Regions from separate parts of the Homo sapiens genome. Here region 1 is linked to region 2. Evidence: read pairs that join two places in POLR2A ChIA-PET (ENCODE). Cell type or tissue: GM12878. All regions are shown on one strand.

What was found. Peaks named below come from ENCODE experiments on the same cell type or tissue, not always from the same donor. Only the 100,000 strongest peaks of a DNase experiment are listed, where the experiment ranks them.
Region 1: POLR2A ChIA-PET joins it to region 2 with 6 read pairs; 6 of 35 experiments call an interaction of 5 or more read pairs at or near these places.

What each region holds. Positions count from the first base shown.
Region 1 is chr18:9,171,024-9,176,023 of GRCh38, reverse strand. The region is part of intron 1 of ANKRD12 (ankyrin repeat domain 12); the gene reads right to left. Among named protein-coding and RNA genes, the nearest start is that of ANKRD12, 37 kb to the right of the region's middle. In GM12878, no CTCF peak of the experiment used is centred here; a DNase peak (open chromatin) is centred at 2,135; H3K27ac peaks cover 762 bases.
Region 2 is chr18:9,275,931-9,280,930 of GRCh38, reverse strand. ANKRD12 (ankyrin repeat domain 12) reads right to left here. Exons shown (of 13, transcript NM_015208.5): 12 at 1,287-1,382. LOC124904369 (small nucleolar RNA U13) reads right to left here and starts at 2,952; the gene lies at 2,852-2,952. In GM12878, no CTCF peak of the experiment used is centred here; no DNase peak of the experiment used is centred here.

The sequences.
Region 1 (5,000 bases), 100 kb after region 2:
GACTGCAATACAACAAGTCTTGTCTGACAGACTTCTTAGTACAATAACTAAATTGACTGTTCAGGAAACAAAGAGTTTTTTTTGGTTCATAAATTGTCCTTTATCCTAAGGCTAACAATTTGGAGAAAATTTTATCTTAGCAGAGAGTACAAAATCACCTATAGGATGAGGCTGAACTTTGTCAAAAAGAGGTTTTGGCTGAATGTGGTGGCTCACACCTGTAATTCTAGCACTTTGGGAGGCCAAGGCAGGCAGACTGCCTGAGCTCAGGAGTTCAAGACCAGCCTGGGCAACATGGTGAAACCCCATCTCTACTAAAATACAAAAAATTAGCTGGGCATGGTGGCACCTGCCTATAATCCCAGCTACTCAAGAGGCTAAGGCTTGAGAACTGCTTGAACCAGCAAGGCAGAATTTGCAGTGAGCCGAGATAGTGCCACTGCACTCCAGCCTGCATGACAGAGACTGTCTCAAAAAAAAAAAAAAAAAAAAAAAAAAAAGAGGAGCCTTTGAAAAACTGATCAAGTGATCAAGAAGGAAAGAAGCCTTGGGACCATTTCTGTGGACGAAAAACTACTGAACACTGACAAAAGGAGGGAGAATCAGGGAGAAAATCCAATAACAGAGAAAGACAACTCAGACTATTTAGAAGATAGGGCTGAGAGAAAAAAACACCTCTAGTTGCCAATGTGGCCTAGAGGACTATGGGGAACAGAAATAATAGAATTTGCATATCTGAATGCTACAAACATGGAGACTGCACATGTATAATACAAGTGAATATCTACAGAAGTATTCCAACTACAGAAAGTCTATTTTGAGATCACTTTAGAGTCTGGCAGCATTTAGTGAGTTCCAGGCCCTCAGAATCAATGCTTTAAATGCTTTGGTCATACAAAAAATTAGGCAGGAGTGGTGACGCACGCCTGTATTCCCAGCTACTCTGGAGGCTTAGGCAGGAGAGTTGCTTGAATCTGGGTGGTGGAGGTTGCAGTGAGTCGAGATCACACCACTGCACTCCAGCCCGGGCAACAAAGCAAGACTCTGTCTCAGGAATGAACAAATTAAATAAATAAATAAATAAATAAATAAATGCTTTGGTCTGTTTGCTCTAGTCACTATCTTCCAACTTAAGTCTGACTTGAATATTCTTCATAGCAGTTTCACAAAGCACTGGGATTATTCCTCAGTTTCCACCTGTAAGACAAGAAGGGGGCAGGAGGGGCCAAGATAGCCGATTAGAAACAAGATGGCTCTCATAGAGAAGAATGACAACAGCAAGTGAATTCAGCACCTTCAAATGAAATGTCCAGGTTCTCACACTGGGACTGATTAGGAGGATGGCATGACCCACAGACAACAAAAAAAGCAGGGTGTGGCAATGGCCCACCCAGGAGCACTGGGGAGCCAAAGGAACCCCCACCCCCAGCCAAGGGAAGCAGTGAGTGATTGTGTAACCCCACTCAGGAAACCACACTTCTCCTACGGATCTTTGCAACCATGGATCAGGAGATCCCCTCATGAACCCAGGCCACCAGGGCCTTACTTAGGTCCAACATACAGAGCTGTGCGGAGTCTTGGCAGAGCAGTTGCTCAGGCTCACACGTAAACCCAGGAGTTTTACAGACTCCACCCTTGGGAATCCCAACAAGGTGAGAAATCCATCCGTATCCTCCCCTAGGAAGAGGGCTGAATCCTGGGAACCAAGCAGTGTCATTCTGCGGGCCTCACTTCCATGGCACCTCAACCCACTGGCTTTGAATTCTAGCCAGCCAGTGCAACAGGCTAGAGACTGCCTAAAATGGATGAGTTTTCAGGGGGAGGGGCGGCTGCCATTTCTGCAGTTCAGTTGACCCAGCTGTTCTAGCCTGCTCCCAAGAATCCAGGTGGTCCTGATGAGGAGGAGTCCCTCACAGGGCAGCACAGCTGCTGTGCCAGATCGTGGCCAGACTGCTCTTTTAAGTGGGACCCCAATCCATCCCTCCTCACTGGGTGGGGCCTCCCTGAGGGAATTTCAGCAACTCCAGCCAAGGTTATATGAACAGTACTCTGATCTCTCCCTGGGACAAGCCCCTAGGGGGAGGAGTGCCCAATGTCTCTGCGGTTCAGTTGACTAAGCCTTTCTTCTTCTTATTATTTTTTTATACTTTAAGTTTTAGGGTACACGAATGACTCAGCCTTTCTAAGCGGGCTGGCTCTGGAGAGTCCAGGCAGTCTGGGCAAGGAACGGTTACCCCCAATTCAGCACACCTGATCTACCAAAAAGCAACCAGACTGCATCTTTAAGCAGGTCCCTGATCCTGTCCCTCCTGATTGGGTGAGACCTCCTAACGGGGATCTCCAGACACCTTCTACAGCAGCATCCAGGCTGGCAACAGGTCAGTACTGCCCCCCCTACCCCCCCCCCACCACCCCACCGGGATGGAGCTCCCAAGGGAAGGAGCAGACTGCCATCTTAGCTGTTTCACAGCCTTCACTGGTGATATACCTACAGGTAAAGGAAAGACCAAGACAACTAGGGTCTGCAGCAATCCCCCAGCAAACTACAGCAGCCCTATGGAAAAGTGCACTGACTGTTAAAAGAAAAACAGAAAACAACAACAAGAGTATCAACAAAAAAGACACCACAAAAACCCCATTTAAAGGTCAGCAACTGGCCAGGCGTGGTGGCTCATGCCTGTAATCTCAGACTTTGGGAGGCCGAGGAGGGCGGATCACCTGAGATCAGAAGTTTGAGACCAGCCTGGCCAACATTGTGAAGCCCCATCTCTACTAAAAATACAAAAATTAGCCAGGCATGGTGGCAGGCGCCTGTAATCCCAGCTACTCTGGAGGCTGAGGCATGAGAATGGCTTGAACCCGGGAGGCGGAGGTTGCAGTGAGCCAAGATTGTGCCACTGCACTCCAGCCTGGGTGATAGAGCTAAACTCAGTCTCAAAAAAAAAAAAAAAAAAAATCAGCAACCTCAGCTGGGCAGAGTGGCTCACGCCTATAATCCCAGCACTTTAGGAGACTGAAATGGGCAGATCACGAGGTTGAGGTTGCAGTAAGCTGGGATTGTGCCACTGTACTCTAGCCTGGGCAACAGGGCGAGACTCTGTCTCAAAAAACAAAAACAAAAAAACAAAAAACAAAAAAAAAAGATCAGCAACCTCAAAAATCAAAGGTAGATAAGCCCACAAAGATGAGAAATAATGCAAAAAACGCTGAAAACTCAAAAAGCCAGAGTGCCTCTTCTCTAAATTACCACAACACCTCTTCAGCAAGGGGACAGAACTGGGCTGAGGCTGAGATGGCTGAACTGATAGAAGTAGGCTTCAGAAGGTGGGTGATAATGAACTTGGCTGAGCTAAAGGAGCATGTTGCAACCCAATGCAAAGAAGCTAAGAATCATGATAAAATGGAGGAGCTTCTAAGCAGTATAGCCAGTTTAGAGAGGAGCATAACTGACCTGATGGAGCTGAGAAACACAAGATGAGAAATTCACAATGCAACCACAAGTATCAATAGCAGAATAGACCAAGCAGAGAAAAGAATCTCAGGGCTTGAAAACTGTCTTTCTGAAATAAGATAGGCAAACAAGAATAGAGAAAAAAGAATGAAAAGGAATGATCAAAACCTCGAGAAATATGGGACTATGTAAAAAGACCAAACCTATGACTGATTGGGGTGCCTGAAAGACAGGAGAAGAATGGAATCAAATTAGAAAACATACTTCAGGATATCATCCAGGAGAACTTCTCCAACCTAGCAAGAAGGGCCAACATTCAAATTCAGGAAATCCAGAGAACCCCAGTAAGATGATCAATCCCAAGAAACATAATCATCAGATTCTCCAAGATCAAAATGAAAGAAAAAATGTTAAGGGCAGCCAGAGAGAAAGGCCAGGCCACCTACAAAGGGAAACACATCAGACTAACAGCAGACCTCTCAGTGGAAACCCTACTAGCCAAAAAAGATTGGGGACCAATATTCAACATTCGTTTTTTTTTTTTTTTGAGGTGGAGCTTCATTTCACTCTTCCTGCCCAGGATAGAGTACAATGGTGCGATCCCAGCTCATTGCAACCTCCACCTCCCGGGTTCAAGTGATTCTCCTGCCTCAGCCTCCCAAGTAGCCAGGATTACAGGTGTATGCCACCACACCCAGCCGATTTTTGTATTTTTAGTAGAGATGGGGTTTTGCCATGTTGGCTAGGCTGGTCTCGAACTCCTGACTTCAGGTATCTACCCACCTCAGCCTCCAAAAGTGATGGGATTACAGACGTGAGCCACCGCACCTGGCCTCAACATTCTTAAAGAATTTCCAACCCAGAATTTCATATCCAGCCAAACTAAGCTTAATAAGCAAAGGAGAAATAAGATTCTTTTCAAACAAGCAAATGCTGAGGGTATTCATCATTGTCTTGAAAGAGCTCCCAAAAGAAGCACTAAATATGGAAAGGAAAAACTTTCCTTTCCGCTGCCAGCCACTACAAAACACACTGAAGTACACAGACGAGTGACACTATAAAGCAACCACATAAACAAGTCTAACAAATAACCAGCTAGCATCATGATGACAGGATCAAATTCACACATAACAATATTCACCTTAAATGTAAATGAGCTAAATGCCCCAATTAAAAGACACAGAATGGCAAAATGTATAGAGTCAAGACCCATCAGTACGCTGTCTTCAAGAAATCCATTTCATGCTTGGAGGAGCCAAGATGGCCGAATAGGAACAGCTCCAGTCTACAGCTCCCAGCATCAGCGACGCAGAAGACGGGTGATTTCTGCATTTCCAACTGAGCTTTGAAGACAGTAGTGGTTCTCCCAGCACACAGCTTGAGATCTGACAACGGGCAGACTGCCTCCTCAAGTGGGTCCTTGACCCCCGAGTAGCCTAACTGGGAGGCACCCCCAGTAGGGGCGGACTGACACCTCACACGGCCGGGTACTCCTCTGAGACCAAACTTCCAGAGGAACAATCAGGCAGCAGCATTTGCGGTTCACCAA
Region 2 (5,000 bases):
GAAGAGAAGAGTTACTTGATTATTCTGTTAACTTTGCTTTGTTTAAAAATTAATCTCATCCAGTTTCTTTAGGAACTAAAATGGACACATCAGGAGCATAAAAAGCATTTGAATTACAAGTCCATTTCTTTCTTTTTTTTTTGAGACAGAGTCTTGCTCTGTCTCCCAGGCTGGAGTGCAGTGGCGAGCTCTGGGCTCACTGCAACCTCCGCCTCCTGGGTTCAAGCGAGTCTCCTGCTTCAGCCTCCCAAGTAGCTGAGACTACAGGCATGTGCCACCACGCCCAGCTAATTTTTGTATTTTTCTTAGAGATGGGGTTTCACCATGTCGGCCGGGCTGGTTTTGAACTCCTGACCTCAGGTGATCTGCTCACGTAGGCCTTCCAAAGTTCTGGGATTACACGTGTGAACTGCCACACCCGGCCTACAAGTCCATTTCTGTTTTATCCTGTTTGTACACACATACCAACTATTTGTGGGTCTGCAACTTCATTTTCACCTTATACAGCACGGGTCCCCAACCCCCGGGTCACGGACTGGTACCGATCCATGGCCTGTTCAGAACTGGGCCACACCGCAGGAGGTGAGTGGCGGCAAGCAAGCATTACCACCTGAGCTCAGCCTCCTGTTAGATCAGCAACGGCATTAGATTCTCATAGCAGCTCAAACCCTATTGTGAACTGCACATGCGAGGGTTCTAGGTTGCATGCTCCTTATGAGAATCTAATGTCTGATGATCTGAGGTGAAAGTTTCATCCCCAAACCATCCTCCCACCCCAACCCATGGAAAAATTGTCTTCCACGAAACTGGTCCCTGGTGCCAAAAAGGTTGGGACTGCTGTTATAGATTTTAATTTGAAAATATTATTTCAAATTATGAGATTTCAAATTATCAAAAGAAACATGAAAATCTAGGGGGGAAAGACTTCTGAAATGATTCAAAATCTCAAATCAAATAATTTATAGATTTGAAAACTATATTCCTTTTCTTACCATTCTCCTATTCTTTCGTTATGTTCAAGCTATAACCAGACAGGTACATTGGATAGTAAGCATGAAGACCCACACTAGAAACTGCATTTTCTGTGGCAGTTTCCTCTTTCATACTACAACTAGTCCTTAAAATGGACTTGTGGTCTTTATCTTTCCAATTGTGGCCCAGTGTGAGGATTCATGACTAACCAGTATTTCCCCTCCTAATTATTTCTCCCTAATACAGCTGTAGAGTTTTTTTTTTTTTTAAGAAGGGGGAAGCATTCATTTAAACTGACTTCCAAACATACATACCTTTAATTTGTCAAATTTATCATCCACATCTTGTAACCAAGACATGAATTGTCTTGCATTAAAGCGATCCCTCACAGAAGTTTTACTGTCATCAGACTAAAAGAGAAAAGTGAGTATTATAAAATACAATAAATCACTTTAAAATCTATATGCCATTATAGTATTTTTATGGTATATGCTGCTTTCTTAGTAACGATGAAAATATATTTTGAGAAATATATAAATTGAATACTGCTGAAGTTGGTAAAACTTTTATTTCCACATTGTGTAGACAGATTGGTTATTAGAATTCTTGGGATGGTAGGTTTAATTATTAATTAAAATAGATTCCTATTGCTCTAAGTCAAAGACATTTCTCAAAAAGGCATGTTACATTAAGTACTGTGCCCGTGACATTATTACTGTATAACCAATTACAGATTTAATTTTAATGTTACAGTTTACTATCTGTAGGGACAAAAAGTATCCAGGTGGGAGAGAGCTGCCTTTGAGGCCAAAATTTCTTCCAGGACCAATATCTGCGGTGCTCATGAAGAAATTCTTTCTCATGAAGAAATTCTTTATCAACACTTAAGAATACCAGTTTTGGAATTAACAGACTATATTCAAATTCCAGCTCTGTATCTTACTACGTGATCTTGAACTAATTATACAGTTTCAGTCTTATACTCTGTAAAATGTGGTAACCTCTCTTCAGCTTGTTTTGAGAATGAAAAGTGTCTATAAAGCCCTCATCATAATGCTTAGGTACACAGGAAGCACTCAATGCAGCACTCACTCCATTACTACCACTACCAGTGCTGTCAAACTGACATCCAGGCAGCAGGTAGCTCCCACACTCACATTTTCTTTTTTTTTTTTGAGATGGAGTCTCTCTCTGTTACCCAGGCTGGAATCTTGACTCTCTGCAATCTCCACCTCCCAGGTTCAGGCGATTCTCCCGCCTCAGCCTCCCAGGTAGCTGGGATTACAGGCACCCGCCACCACACCTGGCTAATTTTTGTATTTTTACTAGAGATGTGGTTTCACCATATTGGCCAGGCTGGTCTCGAACTCCTGACCTCGTGATCTGCCCACCTCTGCCTTCCAAAGTGCTGGGAATACAGGCGTAAGCCACCGTGCCTGGCCACTACTCACATTTTTAGCAGTTATAATTTCTTCATTGGTGCCCCAAGTTAGATGTTTTGACTATTTAAAATGTTATTGTTGACTCTTAAGTATTACAAGTTTATTTATTTATTTTTCTTTACCACATTTCAGGTGCTCAAACAAGTTTATTTTGAAAAGGAAGAAGTGATAAGAGAGTAGACTAATGGATGATCTGAGCCTCTACCCAAAGAAAAGTAGACTTTTTTCCCTTTAGTTCCTTCCAAGGCTACTCCCATAGGAAATAACGCATGCTACTTGAGACCTTCTACTCTAAAGCCAGCTGTAAAAGGGTGGATAACAGTTCCATATTTAAATAAGTCACCAAAAATGCAGAAATGTTTTTAGCATAAGTTTCTCTCTGTCAAGAGAATACACCTCACATTTTGGTATCTCATCAAGCTGAATTTCTTCCCCCATGTCAGACAGGTAATGTGTGCACAATGCAACAAGGTTTGAGAGAGGCCTGTCTCACACAGTGTGAAAACCCAATCATCAGGCTTATGATCCACAAAAGGATCTCAGCAAGCTTAATTTAATCTAAAGTCAGGTGGTCTGGATCATTAAGAAAATCTGGGGCAGGGAAAATGAATTACTCAAGTTATCAAAATCCCTTTATAACTGAAAATTTATACTGTTCTAGGAAAACGCATTTATTTTTTAAATTCTCTTTTTAACCTGTATGATACTGGGCATTCCTCAACTCTGCTGTATTTGATTACCAATATGTTTTCATCTATTTTAAATCTTATCAGAAATTTCTTAATGTTTTTGTCTAACAGTTTCCCACCTCAATTTCCAGCTCTGCTATGAATTTGTTTTTATTTTTAATGAATTTAATTAATTACTTTACTTTTAAGAAACAGGGTGTCGGCCGGGCGCGGTGGCTCACGCCTGTAATCCTAGCACTTTGGGAGGCCGAGGCGGGTGGATCACGAGGTCAGGAGATCGAGACCATCCTGGCTAACATGGTGAAACCCCGTCTCTACTAAAAATACAAAAAATTAGCCGGGTGTGGTGGCGGGCGCCTGTAGTCCCAGCTACTCGGGAGGCTGAGGCAGGAGAATGGCATGAACCAGGGAGGCAGAGCTTGCAGTGAGCCGAGATCGTGCCACTGCACTCCAGCCTGGGCGACAGAGCCAGACTCTGCTTAAAAAAAAAAAAAAAAAAAAAAAAAGAAACAGGGTGTCACTCTGTCATCCAGGCTGGAGTGCAGCGGGCGCAATCATACCTCACTGCAGGCTCGAACTCCTTGGCTTAATCGATCCTCCCACCTTAGCCACCTGGGGTAGCTGGGGCTACAGGCATGTGCCACCATGCCAGGCTTTGAAATTTTTATGTCTTTTGTCATTTCAATGAGTTTTGGGAGAAAGAAGGAATCAACAGGTATGTATATATTTACTCAACCATTCTGAGCTAGAAATCAAGAGACTTTTCATTGTAGCTCGATTATAAACCTCAATTTATATTGCTCTAAAACTCATTTCTCTCTGATTGCTCAAAACTTAAAAAGATCTCAAGATACCACTGTTTAGTCCAGCCTATAAGAACATGGTTAAACTGTTAATTGCAGTTATTAAAAACCATCCATTCTTCCCTTTAAACATCTTTAAATATGAAAGTTCTAGAAAGTCCCTCAGTGGCCTCTCCAGTGCCTATTTCTTTAGTCACACAGTTCTTTCTGAAGAGACACAATTATTCATGTTAATAGCATCCTCAGATATCTCTGAACACTTTCATTTGAAATAAAAGTTGGAGACTTAAAGTTTTTTTTTTGTTTTTTTTTGAGACAGGGTCCCACTCTGTTGCCCAGGCTCGAGTGCAGTGGTACAATCCAGCTCACTGCAGCCTTGGCCTGCCAGGCTCAACAGATCCTCCTACCTCAGCCTCCCTGGTAGCTGGGACTACATGTGTGCCCCACCACACCCAGTTAATTTTTATATTTTTTGTAAAGACGGGGTTTCACCATGTTTCCCAAGCTGGTCTTGAACTCCTGAGCTCAAGTGATTGCCCACTTTGGCCTCCCAAAGTGCTGGGATTACAGGCATGAGCCACCACACCCATTCAGTGCCTTAAGTTTGAAACCTACCTATCTAGTTCAATCTTGATTTTTTTATAGATGAGAAAAATAAAGCTCAGAAGAGTCTAAAAATATTTTTCTGTGATATACCCTATTATCCTTTGTACTACTAGCTTATTTCCTTTAGAACAGCATTTCCTAGTCTGTTTTCAGGTGATAATCCTTCACTGTTTATTATAAAAATTTTAATCTTTAAATTCTTTCTTTTCTGGTTTATAAGCCATAAACAAATTCTGAAAACTAGTATGACTGGTTCTGAGTTCATGTAATTTATATGTGGCAGTAAACTTTATTGAAGATATTTCTCCAGTCTTCCACAGTTCATGTATTCCACCAACATTCAAAGTCAAACCAGAAGACTCGCTCTGTTTTTAGGACTGTCACAACCTAGAGGTGCCATCTAGCTGCACTATTTTTCAGTGTACAATAGCTTTCTAGCTGCCTGAAGGTCAGAACTAAAGGTATAAACATTCACTTTAGAAACAAAT